4 separate regions of the Homo sapiens genome follow, and all the other regions are linked to region 1. Evidence: chromatin contacts called from ENCODE Hi-C or POLR2A ChIA-PET data. All regions are on one chromosome and are shown on one strand. Each heading gives the region's core, a stretch centred on a gene start or an enhancer-like site at or near the end of the contact. The rest is flanking DNA. Distances are from core to core; before and after follow the strand shown.

Region 1 (5,708 bases), core at 987-3,486:
ACATATGAGTAAAATGTATTTAAAATAATTATACCATCCAGATGCAGTGGCTCATGCCTATAATTCCAGCAGTTTGGGAGGCTGAGGAAAGACGATTGCTTGAGGCCAGAAGTTTGAGACCAGCCTGTACCACATTGTGAGACCCCAACTCTACAAAATTTTATAAATTAGTCAGGTGTGGTGGCATGCCTCTATATATAGTCCCACCTACTTGGGGAGGCTGAGGTGGGAGGATCACTTGAGTCAGGGAAGTCAAGGCCGCAGTGAGCTATGATCATGCCACTGTGCTCCATCCTGGGCAACAAAGAGAGGCTCTGTCTCAAAAAAAAAAAAAAAAAAAAAAAAAAAGGATACCCCCACTGCTTATTCCTAGGGCTGTTAGGAGGGTTCAATGAGATTGGTTCATTTTGTGAAAGATAACGTTAGTAATGGATACTACTTGTACTGAACATACAACTTAAACTGCTGAAACTTTGAAGGGCCCTGAATACTGAAGAACATAACATGTTCATTTTGCAGATGAGGAAACCAAGCCCCAGAGATGGCAGGTGATTTACCCACGGTCAGACACACAGCAGGGACAGAGCCACCAGATAAGGTGGAAGCTCTTCCTTCCTGGTGTCACTACTTTCAAAGACCAAGGGCTGGGACCTTGACTGGAAACAAACCATACAATGGAAAGAAACTATGGGTTGAATAGCTAACATGTGTATTCAACATTCCAAGCAGCAATAAAGCCTGCAGTATGAGTAGTCCAGATAACACTATTTGCCTCCACACTTCTATGAAGTGAGCAACTTTCTTTTGTTGTGTCAACTTGAGTTGGCCACAGTCTTCAGAGTCTCACACACCTCCACTCAATGACTTTAACATACACTAATCCATTCTGTGATGGTGAATACTTTTATTTATATTAATATCCTCATAGACTAGGTTAGAAATTCAGATGCATTAACACAACCCTCTCCTGTAGATCTTCTCTTGTCTAGCTCGAGATGGAATGCTGTAAGTGAGGAGCCATGTGTTAGTTTGTTCTCACACTGCTATAAAGATACTGCCTGAGACTGGGTAATTTGTAAAGGAAAAAGGCTTAATTGACTCACAGTTCCACAAGGCTGAAGAGGCCTCAGGGAACTCACAATCATGGCAGAGGAGAAAGCAAGGACCTTCTGCACATGGTGGCAGGAGAGAGAAGTGTAGGCAGGGCTTATAAAACCAACAGGTCTTGTGAGAACTATCACAAGACCAGCATGGGGGAAACCACCCTCATAATCCAGTCACTTCCCTCCCTCAATACGAGGGGATTACAATTCAAGATGGCATTTGAGTAGGGACACACAGCCAAACCATATCAGGCCAAAATTAATTTCTTTCCTGAACTGTGGCAAGAGGCTTCTAACTGATCTTGATCTTGCTCCTTTGCCTTTTCCTCTCTGGAGTTGGCACTATTATCTTCCCATAACGTTACTACTTCTTCTCTCCCTGTCTCCCTAGCACACAGCATAAGACTTCAAATCTTCATCCTGGCATTCAAACTCTTTCCAGATCTGATCCCAGTCTCTTTCCAGTTTTATTTCTTCTACTTCCTTATTTGTATGTTACATTTCAACCTAAATTAGACTCATTGCTAAATCCTGAATACACACAGGCCTTTCTTTACACTAGTCTCTCCTCTGGTAGACCATTCATCAAGACCCACCTCTGTTTTCCTTGCACCATCATGGTATCATGTTTTTCCTGTTTTCAGTACATATTTCCGTTCATAGTGTCATGGTATGTGTACTGGCCCCGCTTCCTCATTAGAAGGTCCTCATGTTGATTATATCTCCATCCCCCACAGAACTTAGCTCAGTGCCTGGAAACAAGTCTCTTCCAGAAAAAACTAACTTACATTATTTGAGGAAAAATAGACATACTACACTGGAACTGAAGACCATCATACTAAAACTTTTTAAAATAAACAGCTTTGGCTAAAGATGAAAGTATTTCCATGCAGCTTCAAATCAGATTTGAGTAGCTGATTCTCCAGACAAACGCTAGGAAAATTGTTTTACCTGTTTTCCCGCCTGACAGTTCAGTGGCCTAAGTTGCTTTGAAGTCTATAAAATGGCCAGTATCTCCAATCTGAGCAATGTTTCCTTTCCAGACAGGAAGACTGCTGCTAAGTACAGAAGCCACGCTTGTTTTTGCGGTCGGGCTGCAATGGTGACTCATCCAGTAAAGCCAGAGACTGTCTGTTTTGATCTTTCACTGTTCAGAGACTCTTTACAGTTGTAATTTGCTTTCTTTCTCTCTCTCCCTCATCACCTCTGGTGACTTATCAGAAGGGTCGCACACATTTGACAAACGGAACCTGTATAAGGAGAGAGAGAAAGCACGCGATCAAACACGCTTTCAGCTAACGCCCAGGAATAGATGCTTGTGTTTACAGCTCTGATGATAGGGTTCCAGTAATGACTTGGCCTTTTTCTCCTTGATTGAATATTCCCTTGGGCCTGCCAGTCCAGGCTCCTGTTATTTAATGAGGACATTGGAGCACAACATCAAGATGTCTGCAAAAATGACCTTTCTTTTGGGCTCACTCCAAATGCAAAGAAAAGAAGAGACCAAGTTAGACAGGGTGGTTCTGGAATACAGCTTTGGAATTTGTCCTTTTCCCAGAAGTTCAGAATCAGGGAGTCGTGCACTATCAGAGCCAGAGAGAACCATGGAGATGATCTAGTTAAAAGTTTCATTTTTCACATGGAGAAACTGAGGACTAGAGAAGAAAAGCAAGTTGCCATAAATCACATAGCAGTCACAGCAAATCTTAGTTAGTATTCCTTTGAATAGCTTGAGACAGAAATTAACCATTGGCTAAACGTTGGCTTTAAATAAAAAAGAAGCTTTCCTTAGTTTCTCCTGAGTTATACTGTGGCACTATTATGCTCTCCTTTTCCTTCTCAAGGAGATGAGAGACAAGCAGCACAAGCATAATAATATGCCTCTGGCTATAAGTTCAATGTCTCACTCTTAGCTTTGAAAGCCAATATAGGATAAGGATAAAGGTCAGTGCTGAAGGGTCTTAATGAGGACAATCTCAGAGGTCCCAGATCTGCCTCATTCACTGTGTATCTGCATTTTGGCTTCACCTGCAAAATGGGGGATTCGTTTATTGACTGAGCATTCTTAGAAAGTTGAAATGAGAAAATATGATCAGAAAGTGCTCAGTAATATAAAGTCCTACTGCATTTGTGAGAAGAATTATTATTATGTTATCAACTGCTATCTACATGGTCTTGTTTCCTTCAAGATGGAGATTTTATATTCTCAAATTATTGTAATTTTGCCTTTTAGTGAGCTTTTTTCTAGACAACTATATATATATAAACACACATATAGATACACGTATATACACGTATACATATACACACATGAATATTTATATATAATTCCAACATTAGAATGTATCATATTTACATAATATCTTAAATGATATTGCCTTTTTGTAATGTATAGAAGTAACTCATTAGGGATTTCTTTAGCACCAATTTAAACACTGAAGCCCAAGTTGGAATCTCCCTGAGCCCTCCCATCAGTGAAATTACTACATAATCGCTGCTCCGATTTAAAACATTTTTTAGAGTAAAAGGTAAGATTATTACTAATTATGCTGCCAAAAAGGATAAATCTGAACTGTTCTGGGCAAAGTGGGACATACGATCACGTTACTTAGAGTTGTGCAGAATTTTAGGTATTTTACCGGCCAGAGGTAACATGGCATGAGGTAAAAAGTACACATCTCATAATCAGAAGTTTTGGATCCTAGCTCAAGATCCACCATTGTTAGCAAAAATCACATATGGCCCTGAACCTCACTTTCCTCTTCTCTAAAACGCAGGTCATTCCCTGCATCTCAAACTCAGGTTATGACCTGCATTTGAGGAAGAATGTAAATGAAAGCCTGTTATAGCTGGAATATATAGCTCTACTGTTGGATTTTTTAAATAGTACTTTCAAATGGATTTTTTTAACAGACATTGGTACTCTTCACATCACATTATGAGTGTGTCCTAAGCAGTTCATATTCTGCCAGAATATATAAATGGTTGCTTGATAGTAGAGCCCTCACACTCACAGAAGGGAATCTACATTTGCCTCTAGTTTCATCCTATTACAGTCCATGTCAAGGGACTATTGGTGTTCTCTTTCATGCTGTTGTTCAGTTTTATTAACTACTGGTTAAAATAATCTGCTACGTTTTGACCATGCCAGGCCATTTTCCTCTGATAACATTTGAGTTACTGAGATTATACCTGTAAGGTCCATTTTAGGCCAGTTAAGAAAGCACTGAGAATAGAAGTTTAATTTTTTCAGGTACTACATGTAAGTTAATTCACCATTTCCTTAATGAGGAGCAATGTTTGAATTCTCTGAAGCCTCATAATCTCTCCCAGGCAGAAAGGAATCATGGATCCTAAAGACAGTCAAAATAGTTATTGTCTAGTTGAGTTCTTCTTTCTATAAATTATGAGAAAGATCTCATGGTGCTTATAACCCAACATACTCGGTACTATGCATGTGCCTAGAACCCATGGCACATGATGTATGTGCCAAGATCTGTACATACATCATGATCATCTGGTTGAGGATATTCTATATTACTCAGAGCTGAGCTTGCCATGAGTGCTTGATAACTGCATTACAATTCACTTATCATTGCCATAGTCATCAACATAATCATTTATCAGTTCAACATTCAGCTGAGAAGTTTTATTATCCCTCTTATGAAGAGTACCTTAAGTATTATCTTTGATTTATCAGCCTCCATGAGATTTTTTGTGCATTTCTCTTTCCTTCACAATGCCTAACACAAGGCCCTGTATAGAAGTAAATGTTTGATCAATGTTAGTAAAATAAGTAAAATTATTTTCATACTCCTTCCACTGTGCACATGAAACAATCATAACTTTACCATAGCTCAAAATCCTATACTTTTTTCTTCATCTGTGCTTTAGTGAAAAAAGCAATAGTCTTGGACTTAAAATAACTGAGCTTAAATAAGGAGTGAAGCGACAACTCTTTCCAACAGAGAGTTTCAGTTAATAAATATAGAGAAAATGAGGAAAATAGAAAATGACCATTACAACATCATAATAACAATGGCAACAAGCAAGATCCACCACAAGAGGCTAAAATTAGTTAATGAGGGAAAGTTTAAGTATAAACAGCATATTTTTATAGTCTCAAGTGTCACTTCTCAAAATATTTAGTAATAACAAAGGGGGAAACAGCAAATTTACAGTGGAAAAATCCAGCAGATGCCATCTTAACCAAGTGATCAGGGTTAATGTCACCAATAATATATATCAACATAATATACCTGGTATCACAGCCTGAGAAGGACGCATCCCTGCTGTGGTATCTTTTGCAATACCTTCAGTATAGTCCCAAGAAAAGATCAGAAAAACCAAAATTGAAGGACATTCTACAAAATAACTCATCAGTACTCTTCAAAAGTGTCACAATCATGAAAGAAAAGGAAAAACTGTGAGAAACTGTCACAGATGGCAGGAGACCTGACAACTAAGGCAACGTGGGACTCTGAATTGGAGCCTAGGAATAAGAAAGGACATTTGTGAAAAAATTGATGAAATATGTATAAAGTCCATACTTTAGTGAATAGTACTAAAGTTAATTTCTTAGTTTTTAATCATTGTTCCACGGGT
Region 2 (5,708 bases), core at 1,552-4,051, 1.5 Mb before region 1:
GACAAAGTATGCTTATTCCCAACTTCCCCAAAATGCATACTTTTAAGCACATATATTAGAAACAACTGCTAAGATGAATATAAGGTTACATTATTCATTTGACTTTTAAAATTTAGTCTGTTTTTTTCTTATGAATTAATCCCCAACTCAGCATTATTTAGAAAGTAAGCAGAAAAAGAACAGAAGTGATTACGACATTGTTTGAATACTATTTGCACTATATGAAAGGCTGTTTGTAGCTAACTTATACTAAATCATGTCAGACCAGTAGAAAAAGCCCTGAGCAGAGACCTGGGATCTAGAATTACTTCTTCAAGTAACTCACTGAGTGTCTCTAAACAGGTTACTTCTTGTCAGTGAGCCTAATGTTTCCATCTATTAAAAGATGGGGTATGACAAAACAATACCCAGAGATGCTATCTTTTTTAATACACTGGACACAGTGGTATTTAGGGGTAATCCCCAAAAGCCATATATCCTGACACTACTTCTCTATTTCTGGGTTTGCTAGGAGTTTGTCAACTCTGTCTAAGAATTGCCTTTCCCACTTTCCTAGTTTCTCACCCCCTATTCTCTTAGTGCAAAATAATGGTTGAACATTATTGCCAGCAAATACCTTCAGCAATAGGTACAGCAGTTTCAGTATGTAGAAAAATAGAGTTTACTTAATCCAAGTAAAACATTCTTTTGACAAAAGTGTTGCACTGAGTCTCTATTGCTTGCCTGAAACTGCATTAATACAATATGAATATTTTTTTAAATATTCTCAATCAATTGCAGTTCCAGAGTACAGATAAAGACAGGGACCTTGTTCAACGTCATGTTTCTAATAAGTGGCAGTGACAGAATTTGAACACAGATCTGTCTGGTGCTCCTTTCCCTCCCCAAACTACCTTTACTTCATTCATTTATTCACATATTCATTCAGTTGACCAACAGTTACTGAATGCTTACGATGTGCATGGAATTGTTGAAGGCTCTAGAGACAGTACTGTAAACAAAAAACATGAATCACTTTTCTTATACAATTTACATACTAGTGTGTAATAAACTATTAAAAACCATAACAAGATGATCACATGCTTGTTGTGTGTACTGGACACTAATCATGCTTACCTACTACCTTTACAGTCAGAGTCCTGGTGAGATGAAACGTACGTCCATTTTCTGGATATGTAACAACACATGTGTAATTTCCATTATTTGAAATTAAGGCAATGAGGAAACTCAAGTTCATACCTTCGGGTATTACATTATTAAAATTCTGTATTTTATAACAGCCCTAGAAAAAGTAAAAAAAAAAAAAGTTTACTTTTTAGATACATGCATAGAAAACATACAAACACACGCACACTCACATCTAATTTTGCACAGAACACCGAAATATTCATGCTGCAGTTTTTATAAAACTATTTTGGTCAAGTATTTGACAAGATTTCTGCGAAGAATAAATGAAACACCTGTCATTATCTTTTCTGATCATGAGAAATTAAAATTCTAAACTAAAGTGTGACTTCAAAAACACAGGCTTCCTGTCTCAGGATCAAATTCTGGGCATCCTATGTTGATAGTAAAGCAAAGTTACAGTTTTGAAATAATGACTAAGGAAACTTGAGCAACTGCAAGACCTGCTATTTAGAAAGCAATTCTTTTTCTTTTTATAATATTTCTTCACTGATTATATTAATTTGGGACTCCAGTCACTCCGTCTGATAATCTAGGCCCCAATTTAGATGTCTGATTGGCATTTTTAATCACCCTGTTGTTTCCCTGTATCAGATATTTCCAAACTGTTTTGCATTTTTCTTTTATTACTTTTTTTTTTTTTTGAGATAGGGTCTCATCAGTCTGTGACCCAGGCTGGAGTGCAGTGGCGTGATCTCAGCTCATTGCAACCTCAGTCTTCTGGGTTCAAGCACTTCTCCTGCCTCAGTCTCCTGAGAAGCTGGGAGTACAGGTGCGCGCCACCATGCCTGGCTAATTTTTGTAATTTTGGTACAGATGGGGTTACACCATCCTGTCCAGGCTGGTCTTGAACTCCTGACCTCGTGATCCGCCTGCCTGGGCCTCCCAAAGTGTTAGCATTACAGGCATGAGCCACCAACTTTATCCCATTTTTATAACTGAGTATCACAGATTTCAGAAACTAAAAATAAAATATCTTCATGGGCCTGATCAAGATCTAGGAATGTATTTCTGCTCCTAATTCACATTTGCATATAACTGTTGACATTTAAAATTGAGAAATTGAACTATCTCAGTCCACAACTATCTCATTCAACATATCTAGAATCCTGTTTCAAATTCTCAGTCTCACTATTTGGCTAAATTATTACTTTTTGCTGTTTTTGAGAAAAAAAATCAATACACTATCTGTGACAAAAATATATGTTGAACATTTACTTTTAGAAAAGCTTTTGTTTTTCTTTTAAATATCAATAAGTCACCTATGACAAAAAGATTAGGTTATCTCTAAGGCTTTTTACATCTTTAAATTTCTGGGAGTCTACTACTAGCTTGTAACTTCAATTTTTTTTATTCACATATTTCATCTTTAATGTTTGTATGATTAAGGTTTTCTTCAATTCCTGGAGCATGTACTTTGAAATATGACAGTTACATTGAGGCACATTTTGTAATGCTTTGTCACAGGAAATGTGTATTTTAAGAACAGCATTGAACTTCCATTTCATGGAAAAGATCATCAAGAGGAAGCTACTATAAGCTTGGGTAACGTATTTTTTTCAACGCAGCTTCTCCTGTAAGATAAGCAATACTTGTAGACACTTGTCAGGTCAGCAAACGATTTCAATATCCTTAGGATATCACAAAGGATAAGGTCTCAAAGGCCTGTATTCTTATAAGTTTATGTCAGATTTGGTTTGAATTGAGTTTACAGTATCAATAGAACTATTTTATTTTTGTGGTACTTTTCATTTAAACAGTTCAAAGGTATTTCCCCCTCATTTGTTAGCTTAGCTATTCTGAAACTCCTGTGAAGTAGACAGATCAGACTAAATACGCTGTAATTTTATAGACGGAAAAAATGAGACAGAGATATTCTAGATAACACAGTAGAGAGCTGAAATTCAGTTTTCCAGAAAGCCGAATAACGGTCTTTCATCAGCTTCTTAACTAAGAATGAATACCTCTCCTCAGCAGTGAGTTGAGGCTATAAAAAATTATACTGAGACATGCACTTAACATATACTCTGTCTCGTCTGATCCTTATTCCAAACATGTAAAGTTTGTAATGCTTTTACCTCCGTTTTATAGATGAATGAACAAGGCCTAGAAACGTTAAGTAACTGTCAATGTCATACCACCAGACAGTGTTAAAGCTGGAATTTGAATTCAGATCTACTTGTTTCAAAGTCCTTGCTTTTAATTTCACCTGATAGTGTCTCTTCATTCCATATAGCAGCCCTGAACCTGTGCCATCCCTGGAGCCAGCCTGAGTGAAAAGCGTGATGTGGCTCTATCACTTAAAACAGGCTAATTCCTGCAATCAGTGGTAAACTGAGGAAGCACACTTTTGAGGATGAGAAGTCAATTATTTTTACTGAACTTGTCAACAGTATTTCCTTAAGAATGTGATGAAAGAAACTTTTTATAGCTGTTTCAAAGCTATTAGGCCTAAAACATTTTAGAAATAAAGGGAATATTTTACATTCTAATACGTGTGTGAGGGTAATTCAGGGCATTGTTACACTACAAATGTCTATGAACATTAACCTGCTGTGTGTCTGGTTAGCTCTCTCTTTCTTATCAGCAACTCTGTCTCTAGACCCTTCACAACACATGTACCTGAGACACATAGGATAATTTTAAACATAATAAACTGTTGATAAAAATAAAACCTGAAAATGTTATAATGATTTCAAAACCATTTATTTGGAATCCAGAAGAAAACAAACATAAAAAAAGATTTAGATTCTCCAAGAATAGGAAACTTGCTTTAAAATATAAGAAATGAGTGAACAGTAAGTGAATTTCCACAATAAAGCAAACACTTGTCTGACTAGAAGACAAACAATCCTAGTTGACCCATTAGTTCCTCATTCTGAATTCAAAAGAGAGAAGTTAAATAGAAGAGCGATTTTTCAACCATGCTATGGTTGCTGTGGCAACCGACCACAACATATAGGTAAAGAACAACACAAGAAATGACTTTGGGATCTTTCAACTGAAACGAATCATGTGGGGAGGGGAAGGGTGCAGTGGAGGAATGTCATGATGAAGTAAGAACAAGTGTTTCCATTCAAGAAACCAACAATGTGTAAAGAACTGTGTGAAGGCACCAAAATGGAAATGATACAATTCTAACTTATAGTTATTCATGGTCTAATGAAGGATTGCAACAAACACAATAAAAGGCATTTAGGGTCAAGGGAGTATGAAATAAAAACAAAACAACTTAGAAAAACTTAATGAAGAAAGATTTGGGCTGGTTCTTAAATGATAAGAATATTAACATCTGTTGAGGAAGAAGGTAGACATGGGAAGTAGACACTTCAGGCACAGGAAAAAGCGTGAAGAACTCACCTGTATTGTCTTAATTTTTTTCCCTGACTGTTAGTACTTAAACTACATTATTATAATGCTCTGTTTTCATGCAGAGTTCCTCCTTTGGAAAATTAACTTGTATGAGGGACAGTGGGGTTTTTAAGTTCCATATCTGCGTGGTCGGAAACTTGCTCAATACTTGGTGCTTGGTAAATGCTCGACACGTTAGTGTTGCCTGATCAAAGGTATGAATGAGAGAAGCCAAGACCCAAAAGGCATGGAGCTGAGGGCTCATCGAGTGTATAAGTGCTGATGAGTATTTGGAATATAAGACATTGGATGGTGGGTTGTAGGATGGAAAGGGAAAGTAGATGTAAAGATACAAAGAGTTTAATTGAGATACAAGGTTTGAACTGTTAGTAGTATCTACTGAAGTTTTTGCATTCAAGATAAAGTTGGTATAAAACACATACTTTGCTATGAAGTCTTAGAAGAGTTAGATAAACTAGTCACTTCCAATTAACAGAATTAAGTCATGCAATGATTACACAACAAATATTTACAAAGTCCCTCCTATGGGCCAGGCACTGGGTTAGGAGCTGGCTATACAATTGCCAGAAAAAAAAAAACCACAAATGGTGCTTATTCTCTGGAATTTTACAGGGCAGGCTAATTCATTCAATTATTTAATCAATTTCTAAGTACAATATAGTTAGCTCAGTTTTATGCTGTGTGCTTGGTATTGAAGGGAAAGAGAAAGAGACAGGAAAAGAGTGGTCACTACTTACTACAGAAAAAAGAGAAAATCTCTAGAATAATAAAGACAAGATATGAATGAAGTGCTATCGAAGTACAGAGTAGGTGATTTATATGGCCTGAAGTGGCTTCAAGACTTCATAGCTATTTGAATTTGGCTTTGTGTTTAAGTCATGAATCTTGAGTCCTCAGAGGCCCTAAACCTTACGTCAAATGTTATCTGTATATGCATATATGTACACATATAGAATTATATGTGTATAGCTCTGAAAGAAAATATGGTACATACTCTCTCACACTAAAGGTTGAAAATCCAATCACTATATAGGAAGTGTAGGTAAAGAAAAGAGTTAAAGAACCAATCTATGTTGTCAAATCAAATAGAAGCAGGCATTTAAAAAATAAGGCTTACTACACAGACCTTGAACTAACTTCTCAACAATATC
Region 3 (5,708 bases), core at 2,004-4,503, 1.2 Mb after region 1:
AAGAGAAAGGGACTTGCTTACGGTCACACAGGTGTTAGAACCCAGAACTCCTGCATCACAGTTCAGGATTCCAACAGTAGGAAAAAAGACTTGAACCTATAAGAACTTCTTCAGAAGCACCAATGTGTTCATAAAATAATCAAAGCGTAATGACATGATACAATAATATATGATCTGAAAGGATTATTATGGGAATAAATAATAAGGAAAGTAAAATATTCATGTAAAATCTTAAATCACTGGCCAGGCACAGTGGCTTATGCCTGTAGTCCCTGAACTTTGAAAGGCTGAGGCAGGAGCACCACTCGAAGCCATGAAGAGGTTGAGACCAGCCTGGGCAACAAAGTGAGACTCCATCTCTACCAAAAAAAAAAAAAAAAAAAAAAAAAGCCAGGCATTGTGGCACATAGCTGTAGTTCCAGCAGCTACTATTTGGGAGGCTGAGGTGGAAGGATGGCTTGAGCTCAGGAGTTCGAAGCTGCAGTGAGCTCTGATTGTGCCAGTGCACTCCAGCCTGGGTGACAGAGTAAGACTATGTCTCTAAAACTCAAAAAACCCAAACAGACAAAGAAAAATACTTTAAAGCACCAACTAGATGGCTGACAAAGACTGCAGAACATCTACTCAAGTCAAGGGGAAAATAAGAATTATTTTCTTCTTGCAAATAAAACAGAATTCCCAAGGCCATTTAAAATGTCTGTTTGCCTATATGCCTTATTTTAGCTGAAATTTCCTTTGCATAATTTAGTCCTAGGAAGTTTCATATCATTCTAGAACTAAAGATAATTTGTCTTAGTCTATTAAATAGTTAGCAATCTTCAGCTAAGCACAAGTTGTAGCTGAGGTCAAAAGTAGAAACACTAACTTTCTCTACGGCATTTGTTGATCTAACCCCAGGGTAGGAAGTCTAAACTCTGAGGAGAGGGTTCCCAGTTAAAGAGGTTAATAATATCTTTGTCACCACAAAGACTTGCCCCCTAGAACCATGGAGATTGGAAGAGATGACTGAAAGTTAATTCAGCCAGAAGATATTTTGGGCTCAAAAATGGAAGTACATACTGCTTATGGGACCTTTAAGATATGAATTTGAGACAAGTAGAGTCGCCTGTGAGATTGGGGAAGACACATTTTACACGTGTGGAAGCAGGATCAGCAGGATCAAACTTGTTTGGAGCCCATAGTAGGAAGTTCCCACAAGACAGAGTGTGGTTCAGAACTTTTGAATAATCTGAAGTGTGAAAACATGGAGCCAGGCTGCCTCTGGATGGAGTGAGCACCGCCCCACAGAAGCTGTTCAACAGAGGCTCTGGAAGGGAGGCCAAAGGGGAAGAGTCAAGTTAAGAGTGGCTGCAGATTGGAGAAATCTCCCCTTTGGTTTTCCACACTCCTAAGAGTCTGAGAGTCTAGAATTCCTTTCTCTAAAGAGGAAAGATACTAGAAAAGCCAGGGGAGACAGAATGACAAGAGGCAGGATGCAAAAACCTTGGGCAGCCTCTCTTCTCTCCTCTCATAATCGGGAGAATGATGGGATTCTGCACTCAGGGAAATGAAAGGGCAATAAACTTCCAAGGCAATGAAAGGCGCTGTCTCTAGTCCTGTATTCAGGCAACATGTGGAAGTCCTTGCTTTCAGACAGATTGTGGGGATTTTTTTTAAACACAAAAGCTTCTGTGGCTGAAGTGATGTGATCCAGATTGTGCAGCTGGAATTGCTCAACTTCAGGTGGCCCTGGGTTGGAGGACTACACCGCATGACTTGGTGTGTGCGGCATTGGCACGGTGTGGCGTGGGGTTTGTGGTGCTGGAATGGTGCAAAATTTCTCTTGAAATGTGTGCTGCTGCTTTGAGAGACCAATGGGATCATTAGAGAATGTCCACTGTTTATTAAAATGAACTCCATGGAGTACTAATCTCATAAGATCCGTGTTCTAGGGCCAAGTAAAGAGGAATGTTGTGTATCCATATTTCCTCCCTGTAGATTTACATTCAAAGGCTCTGAGAAGGGCTGTAGCAAAGCAACCTGTTTCATTTGGAATAATCCTGCTTTTTTTTTTTTTTTTTTTTTTGAGACGGAGTCTCGCTCTGTCACCAGGCTGGAGTGCAGTGGCATGATCTTGGCTAACTGCAACCTCCGCTTCCCAGGTTCAAGCAATTCTCATGCCTCAGCCTCCCGAGTAGCTGGGACTATAGGTGTGCCCCACCACACCCAGCTAATTTTTTTGTATTTTTAGTAGAGACGGGGGTTTCACCATGTTGGCCAGGATGCTCTCGATTTCTTGACCTCGTGATCCACCTGCCTCTGCCTCCCAAAGTGCTGGGATTACAGGCATGACCCACCGCACCTGGCCAATCCTTCTTTTTAAAAACTTATTTGATGGTGGTGTCAATTTTTACCTAAAACTACTGTCATCCTGGGAACTGATGCTCCGTGGTGAACACTGTGGTAACACTTTTGGGCAATTCCAAGGATGACACATAGACTCACAAAATGTTAGAACTGAAAGCAACACAGAATTTAATGCCATTCCCCCACTTTTTGAATAAACTAAGCAGAGGCCTGCAAGGGTTATACCAAAGTAATGACCAACAACCATTAACTCTGACCTGCAAGAACTTGAAATTTTAAAATGTCAACAAATGACTGTGTAACATTAGGTCATGGATTATGATGTAATATTATATTATACATAAGGTTAGACAGCAGTTACAAGAATACTGGACTTAGAATCAATAAAGCTGGGGTCTAATCGGAGGCCTCTGGCTCTGTCACTGTCACTGCTTAGGTCCATCTTTCTACTTTTGTTAGTGTTGTGTGCCCCCATCTCTAAAATGGGAAGAATAATGCTTGTGTGGCTGATCTCAAAAGTTCCGGTAAGAATCAAGACAGAACGAATGTGAAAGTGGTTTATAAATTGCACTGTGATATGTAGGAATCTTCCTTCCTCCTAACATATTGATGTTACAGCAGCATCAGGAGGATGTGAGTATTTTCCATTGCTTTTCTCATTGTGAGGGTAGTTTGCATGAATCTGCCACAGACTCCATCTTTCAACCACTTTCACTGTTTAGTGAGGTGACTGGTTACCTCAGCGAGCCCTCAGCAAATCTAGTTACCCCCTTGAGTGGAATGCTGGATCTGTGATCTTACACACACCTGACTAGCAAGGGAAAGCAGAAAGTTATGAGCAAGGTGAAAGTCTCAGCAGATTTTTGGACATTTGACTTCTAGTACTCACAGACACCTATGAAAAAAACAAAGGCTTCCGAATTTTGTGTTGTTAGGACTCAAAAAGAAGAAGAAAAAGAAGAAGAATTCAATAACAGTCATCACCAAAAGACAGAAAGAGAGGAAGACAGAATGTCTGCATTGAGAAAATCTTGGTATCTTATCTCTGGGATGTTATTGATGATCTGAGTATAGTGCAAAATCTTAAGTGAAATGAATTGGTGGTTTCAGTTCCGGATATGGTATGCAAAGAAAAAAAAAATTTGCTCTTTGAAATTCAACGCTTCCTCGTCTGTGCTTCAGGAAGCCACACGCCTGATGTTGAGCGTGGAAACTGACTCATTTCTAGCCCTTTGAGATTAGCCTCTCTAGCCCCCAGACTGTGGGCAGGATCTGGGCCCTAATGGGAAACTAGAATTGGGTCTGTCCAAACCTGGAGGAGAATCAGACACAACCTCATCGGATGCACATCTCTTTTAGGGTACTCAGCCTCCCAGAAGTTTCTGTAGGCAGAGGACCTTCTATACAAACTATCTCCAAAGCTTTTCAACTTGTAATTGGCAGTAGGTAGGTTGCCTGAAGTGGCAAAAAGCAAAAATACAAATACAGTGCTTACCAAGCACTTATCTTCAGAGTCGTGTTAAAGTAAGCTGGCCAACTGCCCCCCACTCCTCCCTTGGTGGAACAACACGTCTCTGACACTTTCAATTTAAAGACTCACATGTGTTTTCTCACCAACAAGCCCTAGGGAGTAACGAAACTTTCTTCTCCTTGACTCTCCCAGCAATCTGTTGATTTGGTGTCAACAGGTATTACAGGTATCTGTGTGTCACTTAGGCATTACATTTATTTAGAAAAGAAAAGTATGTTAGAGACTGGATGTCTCCCCCTGCCCCATTAAACTGACACAGGGAACCCCAGGATGACAGGGAGTTCAGATCTTCTAGAAGTGACCACTCCAAGCTTCAAGCTTGACCCTTTAGACCTTAAATCAGTGGTTTCCAAACTTTTTGCATACCCTCCCAGTAAGAGAAATAAACACTTGAAATGGCTTTTTTGCTTAATTCTGATGGACACATTAAAAAAACAAAGCGTTTGTCTAGAGGTAGTGAGAAGAATGCTGATTTAAATGAGAAGACAATGAGAGGCAAAGTGATGTTGGGGGCGGGGTGGGGAGAACAACTCGAGACTTGGCCTAGGGTCAGAAGATCTGAGTTTACTAACTTAATCTCACTAAGCCTCACTTTCCTCATCTGTAAAGTGTGAATGCTAATTACAAAATGAGATCACATATGTGAAAGCGTTTGCCTTATAAATGGTAAGGGATATGCAAAGGTTCATAGCTATTACTATGTATAAGCTTTTAAATATTAATGATTAATTTGTGTTAGAAATGAAATTTCAGACTTCATCATAGAATAAGGTTTAATCTTTCCGATTTTCTTATCTGCAAAGTTTTTATAAAACATAGTTGTCCGCATTATTGATTTATTTGCATGCCACTTACTTTAAAAAAGGATTTGAAGTAACATATACTGTTAGTCACAGAAATTACAGGATCATTAAAACACAGATGAAAGATTAAGACCTTGTCATGAAAGGACAGCTCGAAGAAAAAAACACAGAATAAGAATAATTTTAATCAAGCATATGATGTGATTTTGAGCTTCCCAGCAGCTTAGACAAGAAAGGAACATGCATTGCATTTCACAGCCCTCTTCCTCTAGTAAAGGAAGAATAGCTATGGATCAAGGGGGACCCAGCCCTTTCTAGCCCTAAACTCCACAAGAAATGTATCATGTGCAACCTTATATAAGAAATATCAAAAATAAATTGGGTGGTATCTTCAAACCGAAATGTAGCAAAGATACTATTCAATCTGACCACTAGGCGAGATTTTCCTTTGTGAATCAGTGCTTGCCTTCCCAGAACTAAACAAACAGCAAGATGATTAATATAAGGAGCAGGCTGCCTTAAAAAAAAAAAAAAAAAAAAAAAAAAAAAAAAAAAAAAACGAAAACAAAAAAACAGAGAGAGAGAGAGAAAGAAAAAGAAACAGAGCAGTGAAAATCAGAATGCCTGCCCCAGCCGGCTGGGGCGTGTCGCTGTCACCATTCATTAGGGGGTGTCAAGAAGGCGAGGCAATACGTGAGGTGCCTTGCACAAGGTCACTTGGTGTCTGTGAAACTGACTCTGCATTCTGAGTTCCTTAATATGATTTTTTAGGTCACAGTGTTCTAGGCAAAGCTCCCTGTTGATGTACATCTCTCATGCAAGATTTAGATCACCTCTTTTCGGGCAGAGCTCCATGGAAACACCGCCCATGATTTCTGAAAAGGAGTCTGATTGGGCCCTGGTGATACCCGGCTGGAGTGGACAGTGATCTCTGCAGTGGACACATTGCTGGACTGTTGGCAAGGCTACAGCTACCAGAATCTAGTCCTTGTAGGCTATTATTATTCTAATGCCATAGTAAATTCCTG
Region 4 (5,708 bases), core at 1,352-3,851, 1.2 Mb after region 1:
GCCTCTCCCTTTATTCTCCCCTGGGGAATCTGCAGTAATGCTTAATCCCCGCTCCCAGACTCACTTTCGCAAGGGGAAATCAATAGATTCTTCAAGTAGTTGGACCACAGAATGATGCCTGGGTCTATTTTGTCAACCAGGTGGCTCTGGTGAAGGAAGTTGTGTGAGTCATTGTCGGCCAGAAATGTAAATCTGGACTGAGGCTTCCCTTGCAGTGAAATTTGGGTCTTTAGTAACAGTGACCTTCTGTACAGCACGTTACAGTTACAAAACACTTTACATACTTCATTTGTTTATCACAACTATTCAGAGACTTAGTGTTATTGTTATGCCCATTTTACAGAGGAGGAAAATAGACATGGGCACTATGGCAATTTGCCCAAGGTGACAGGAAGTGTGAGTGGCAGAGCTGGGACTGACTTAGTGAAGTCTTTGGACCTTATAATCCGTGACCTGCATACCACATCTCTTTGTATCAGGGTTCCTATTGCCTACTCAGCCTCAGTGGATAGAAACAAAAGCAAAGAAGGTCAACCTGCTTGGGGTCATTTACATGGACATGCATTTCTGGAGAAGGGATAATTGCAGCATCATTGTGGATATTACAGTCATGGAGACAGGCCTGGGAATAGGCAGATATATGGGACTGACAGCCTCTGTCCACTGCTGTCCACCACCCACTGACTCTTTCACCTTCTGTTTCTCAGACTAAAACTCACCCTTCCTGATTTAAAAACCAGGGCTTTTCTTCCCATTGTGTAAAATATGAAGCATAATCCAAACATGTAAAAAAGGATGACAAGTACTGTAACAAACATCCATCGTAGTGAAGTTTCACGCTGTTAGCTAAATATTTCCAGTTCTTTCCATTTCTGGGAACATGGTAGAATTGCACTCCTGGCCCTTGAGCAAGGTAAATCCAGGTGCTAGTCTGGGCCACTTAGCTGTGAAAGGAGACAGCGTGTGTCACTTCCAATCTGGAGCATGTAATTGCTCTCTCTTTCCTTCTGGTGCAGCTGCCAGCAAGGAGGTGGTGACTGCTCTGTCAGCCTTGGTCCCTGAGTGGCAACAACAAGCAGCACCTTCTGCCAACCTACAATGTATGAAATAAAAAAAGAAATCTTTGCTCTTTTAAGCCATTGAGATTTGGGGTTTCTGTTATTGCAGCAAAACCTAACTTATACTGACCCTTACATTCACATTCCCACCACCATGATTTTTTGAGAATGTTAACATTTCCTTATACCTGGTTCAGCTTTTTAAAGAAGCGAAATCCAAAAATAACTGTATCCTTTGTCGCTTGCCTCCTTCCAGCCCTTTTCCTTCCTCCCCAGAATAGCTACCGTCTCAAAGATGTATGCGTCTGTCCTGTCCATGTTTGGTAGATTTACTCCGTAAGTATGTGTACAACACAATATATAGTATTACTTCATGTTACTAAAATTTGCATGAATAATATTGATTATTCTAAAAATTGCTTTTGTATTCAACATTATTATTTTAGATGTATCAATATTGATACGTTAGTTTCAGTTCACTCACTTTAAATTTGATATAATATCCCTTCATATGAATGTATCACAATTTATAAAGCCTTTTCCTACTAATGAACTTTTAAATTACTTTTTTCTTTTAAAAACAATTCTCTTAAATACAAGGCTTTTTATGTAGGTATGCAAGAGCTTCTCTTGGTTGTATGCAAGAGCTTCTCTTGGTTGTATACCAAGAGTGGAATTGCTAAGATATAAGGTCTACTAAACCTCAAATTTGATAGATATTGCCAAATTTCTATCCAAAATGGCTTTTTTTCATTTACAGTCCTATCATCAGTGTCTACATGTTTTGTCATTGCTTTATCATGTCAAACATTTCATGTTGTCCGACTTTTAAAATTTTAGCCAATCTGATGGGTCTGAAATGGCATCTCCTAATTTTTTATTTTGCATTTCTTTGAGTATCAGTGAAGTTAAGCATCTTTCCATTTCTTTTAGGATTATTTCCTTTTCAGAGTTTTCCTTGTTGATATAGACTGATCATTTATTTCTATGTTTTTTTCTCCTTATGGATGTGTAGAATTTTCTTCCTCCTGTGTTCTGGGTACTAATCCAGTTACATAAATTGTAAGTGCATTTTCTGCATCTGTGACTTGCTTTTAATTTTGTTCTTTGCCCAGTTATCCTTCTCTCGCAAGCCATTGGCTGCCTGCTTGTGCACACACTTGATTTTTCAGATCATAGCAACTACATGGTAAAAATGGCTTGGAGGCGTGTTTTGAAAAACCTAGGTGAATAAATGTTGCTTGCTCTAAATATCTGTAGTAGGATATGGAATGTGTTTTTACAAGATAATCGGTGAAGGACCTGTTTTGCTTACTCAAGGATCTCATTTGCTAACACGATTGTGTGGTGAAAGCAAAAGAACCAGGTGTAAGTGGAAAAAACCTTAGTCATTAAGAGTTGTTTGGGCTGCTCAATGGTGAGTATCAGGGGTGACTGGTTTCCCCCTGCCATGATGAATCCTGGCATGATTTGCCTGGCTGTTTTGACATTTTGTAGACCTAGCATATGTGGGAGGGCACTTGAAAGACGTCTCATACTCAAGTGGTCTCTCCTCTTCCCATACACACCTTACGGATTCTTCACAGGGTGTGATGATGGGAAGCCTAGACACGCTTATCAGAAGGTAGGAAAAAATGGTGTCTTGGAAGTGCTTGTAGCTTTCCAATGAGGGGAGTCACTTTAAAGCTTTGTTTATCTTTCTGTGCCTCAGCTAACCCCAGAGGAAAATCTTAGCTCAGGACAGGAAGCTCAGAGCACCCAAAAGGATGACTACTGCAGTGCAAGACTATTTATGTCTGCCTCTTACATATCCCTCCGTGTTCTCCCCCAGGAGGCCTGGGCTGTGCTGCAGCTCCAAGGAGGCCTGCATATATCATCACTCCCTAGGAAACCAAGGGGTATGGCAGAAACCGAGCTCTGGGATCAATTATACTGGTAAAACTACAAAGGCAGGGGGTGAGCCAGAGTGTTGTGGCTTAGGAACAACTTGCTGAAAAAAGACTTGATGTTCCCAAGTAGAACCCTGTGGCCCCAGGGGAGGTGACCTCGGCTGTCTGGTCAACCAGCCAGAGTGCTAGGTCTCAGAAGCCAGGACACACCTTCCGTTCCAGTTGACTCACTTGAGTGGCAAATTCTTTTCTCCCTCACAATCCTCTCATCTTCAAAGGGAATTCATTAAGCCCCACCATGCCATCGGCACTTGGCCAGGTGTTATACTGGCCCATTAGGTGGACACAGGCCGTAGCCCCAGGGAGCATGCCAAATGAGGTGGAGGGTGGCAGCTGTGACCTAGTGACATCCCCTGAGGTGGTTTTGCAGCACCTTCTATAAACCCTCCAGCTGTTTCAAACTATTTGTGTGGGGCTTTCCACACAAGCTGTGTTCTCTCCCGTCCCCTTGCTTTAGTTCACTCTTTTCCTTTTGCTTGGAATGCTCTTCCACTCTATCTGTCAATGCACTCAAATGCCCACTCCTGGATGGAGACTTTCCTGGCAACCCCAGGCAGAATTAGCCACTCCCAATTCTGTGTATTCTCATAGCACTCTGTATCATTAATATAGCACATGCCAATCTGTGCTGGAATCATCTGCTTATATGTCTGTCTCCCTAATGGACTCTGAATTCCTTGAAGATGCATTCTGCGACTTATCCATCTTTGTTTCTTCAGCAAGAATTTGGTTGGTGCTTAGTAAATGTGTGCTGAGTTAAATGCAGAAAGGGACACAGCTCATGATTTTATCTGATTTTACCTTGTGGTATAACTGGAAGCAGGTCACGTCTGTCTGAGTTTTAGTTTCCTTTTCTGTAAAATGGGTGGGGGGAGGATACATTAGAAAATGGCCTCTAAGAGGTTTTCTGGCTCTACTGTCTATGATTTTAAAATTCTAGTCTCCTATTGAAAAACCGAGAGTTCATCATAACTCTTTAAAGACCAACATGTTTTCGTTTACATGTATCAAAGAGCCTGATGTTCCCTTCCCACCTCTAGTCTGCCACCTATAAAAAAAGTTGTGTATTGCTTAGCAGTTTGCAAATTTTCTGACTGAAGTTTCAAGAGGTTTGTGGGATTGATTGATTACAGGAAGCGTGTAAATTTTATCTTCCCTGGGGAATAAAATTGTGGGACTAATTGATTCTTTTAAAGGCTTGTATTTTCTGGTGATTTTGTCAGCCTGGGTACATGTGGAAAGGGGTCTTGTGTAGCTGCTTGTGGCATCCCTGTGTCTCTCTTCTCACCACAATGCAGGCGTCACTGCACGTGCCACACCTAGTAGTCTGTGTCCCATGAGGCCCATGCTTTTCCTAGGCTACCTCTCTGCCCCTTGAGTTACATGTTTGGAAATTCCTGCATGGATAGAACTGAGTACCCCTCGCCTTCTGAGAACATATTTACAAGGTGCTAATAACACCTAACTATGATCTTAGAACTAGTCTACATGGTGAGTCAGACGGGGCTTATTTTCGACCCATTTTTCAGATGGAAGTAAGACACAGGGAGGTGAAATGACTTGCATGAGGTCTCACAGCTAGGAAGGTCTTCTGGACCTGGCTTAATAAAACCCAATGTTCTTAATTTCATCAACTCCTTTAAAAATTACTTTGATTGCTGCTTTCTTGATTGGCTGCTCTCAGGCCTCTTGGCTGATGAAACCAGAGGCAGGTGAATTCTACCAGAAGGAAAGAAGGGGTTCTAACCCACTACTGATTTTGTGGGACAAAGTGGCTGCATTCATTAGTGAAGGGGGAAGTCAGATTAGTTAAAACTGTCCATTTGGTGGTTTCTATCATTAGCATCTCACTATGCCAGTAAATGAGCTGTTGAAGCCTGAAGTAGGGGCTCCTCCTGAAAGCTCGAGAGGATTCCAAAGCTGCTGGGCTCCGTGGAGGAACATCCAGGAGCACATGGTCTCCATGTTCCCTTTTTTAACTCTACAAAGGCAGCTAAGAGGGAGCGCAACTTGTTACTGCACATCTCTGAGTGTCAGTTTTTCTATCTGTGAAATGGGGATAATAAATCCTCCCTAGCTTACCTCAGAGGATGGCTGTGAGGGTCACATATTATGATGGAGGTGGCAGTGCTCTAGAATCTGAAAGTGCAGGGCAAAAATCAGGTAATATCATTTGCTCTTGTTATTATACTTTTTTTTTTTTGGGACTGAGATTCACTCTGTTGCCCAGGCTGGAGTGCAATGGCACAATCTCAGCTCACTGCAACCTCCACCTCCCGGGTTCGAGGAAATCTCCTGCCTCATCCTCTCAAGTAGGTGGGATTACAGGCACCCACCACCACACCTAGCTAATTTTTGTATTTTTGGTAGAGAGGGTGTTTCACCAGCCAGGCTGGTGTTGAACTCGTGACCTCAGGTGATCCACCCACCTCGGCCTCCCAAACTGCTGGTTTTACAGGTGTGAGCCACGGCGCCCAGCCTTGTTATTCTACTTTCATAACTGTGAATGATCTTAATGAAGGGAAGTAAGCCCAGCTTGATAGGTGTTTCCTAAAAGTGGCCCGAGGTGACATTATGTGGGAATATATGGATCTATGAAGTATGAACGATGGCAGTTTTTGCCCTAACCTACCCATCAGAACACTGGAGAAGACTCAGGTAGATAATGGATTCAAGGGCATTGTTAAATGATAAAAATTAT

Evidence for each region. Hi-C counts contacts between places; a loop is a spot of excess contacts on that map. ChIA-PET counts read pairs that join two places held with the same protein, here RNA polymerase II (POLR2A). Pooled maps may share reads with other maps.
Region 2: a pooled map shows a loop between it and region 1 (5-fold over the local background). The contact joins two enhancer-like sites. A Hi-C loop is called at or near these places in 3 of 50 pooled maps. POLR2A ChIA-PET finds 5 or more read pairs at or near these places in 2 of 52 experiments (Panc1 and activated CD8-positive, alpha-beta memory T cell).
Region 3: a map of ovary shows a loop between it and region 1 (4-fold over the local background). The contact joins two enhancer-like sites. A Hi-C loop is called at or near these places in 2 of 168 maps with a recorded cell type or tissue (CD4-positive, alpha-beta T cell and ovary) and 8 of 50 pooled maps.
Region 4: a pooled map shows a loop between it and region 1 (4-fold over the local background). The contact joins the promoter of LINC01991 here to the enhancer-like site in region 1. A Hi-C loop is called at or near these places in 3 of 168 maps with a recorded cell type or tissue (CD4-positive, alpha-beta memory T cell, CD8-positive, alpha-beta T cell and naive thymus-derived CD4-positive, alpha-beta T cell) and 9 of 50 pooled maps.

The regions. Positions count from the first base shown.
Region 1 is chr3:189,129,044-189,134,751 of GRCh38, reverse strand. It overlaps a transcript of TPRG1 not described here. Among named protein-coding and RNA genes, the nearest start is that of TPRG1, 40 kb to the left of the region's middle. RefSeq lists enhancers at 2,243-2,312, 1,750-2,949, 5,538-5,708. Within about 2 kb of position 2,236, at least 23 of the 41 ENCODE cell types and tissues checked have a DNase peak (open chromatin) inside an H3K27ac peak, as active enhancers do; they include CD4-positive, alpha-beta T cell and CD8-positive, alpha-beta T cell, where a contact is called at or near this core.
Region 2 is chr3:190,615,849-190,621,556 of GRCh38, reverse strand. IL1RAP (interleukin 1 receptor accessory protein) reads right to left here. Exons shown (of 12, transcript NM_002182.4): 6 at 1,117-1,282. Among named protein-coding and RNA genes, the nearest start is that of LINC02013, 81 kb to the left of the region's middle. Within about 2 kb of position 2,801, at least 2 of the 41 ENCODE cell types and tissues checked have a DNase peak (open chromatin) inside an H3K27ac peak, as active enhancers do.
Region 3 is chr3:187,917,061-187,922,768 of GRCh38, reverse strand. No RefSeq gene overlaps it. Among named protein-coding and RNA genes, the nearest start is that of LINC01991, 56 kb to the left of the region's middle. RefSeq lists an enhancer at 3,332-3,511. Within about 2 kb of position 3,253, at least 7 of the 41 ENCODE cell types and tissues checked have a DNase peak (open chromatin) inside an H3K27ac peak, as active enhancers do; they include CD4-positive, alpha-beta T cell, where a contact is called at or near this core.
Region 4 is chr3:187,973,300-187,979,007 of GRCh38, reverse strand. LINC01991 (long intergenic non-protein coding RNA 1991) reads left to right here and starts at 2,601. Exons shown (of 3, transcript NR_135538.1): 1 at 2,601-2,682.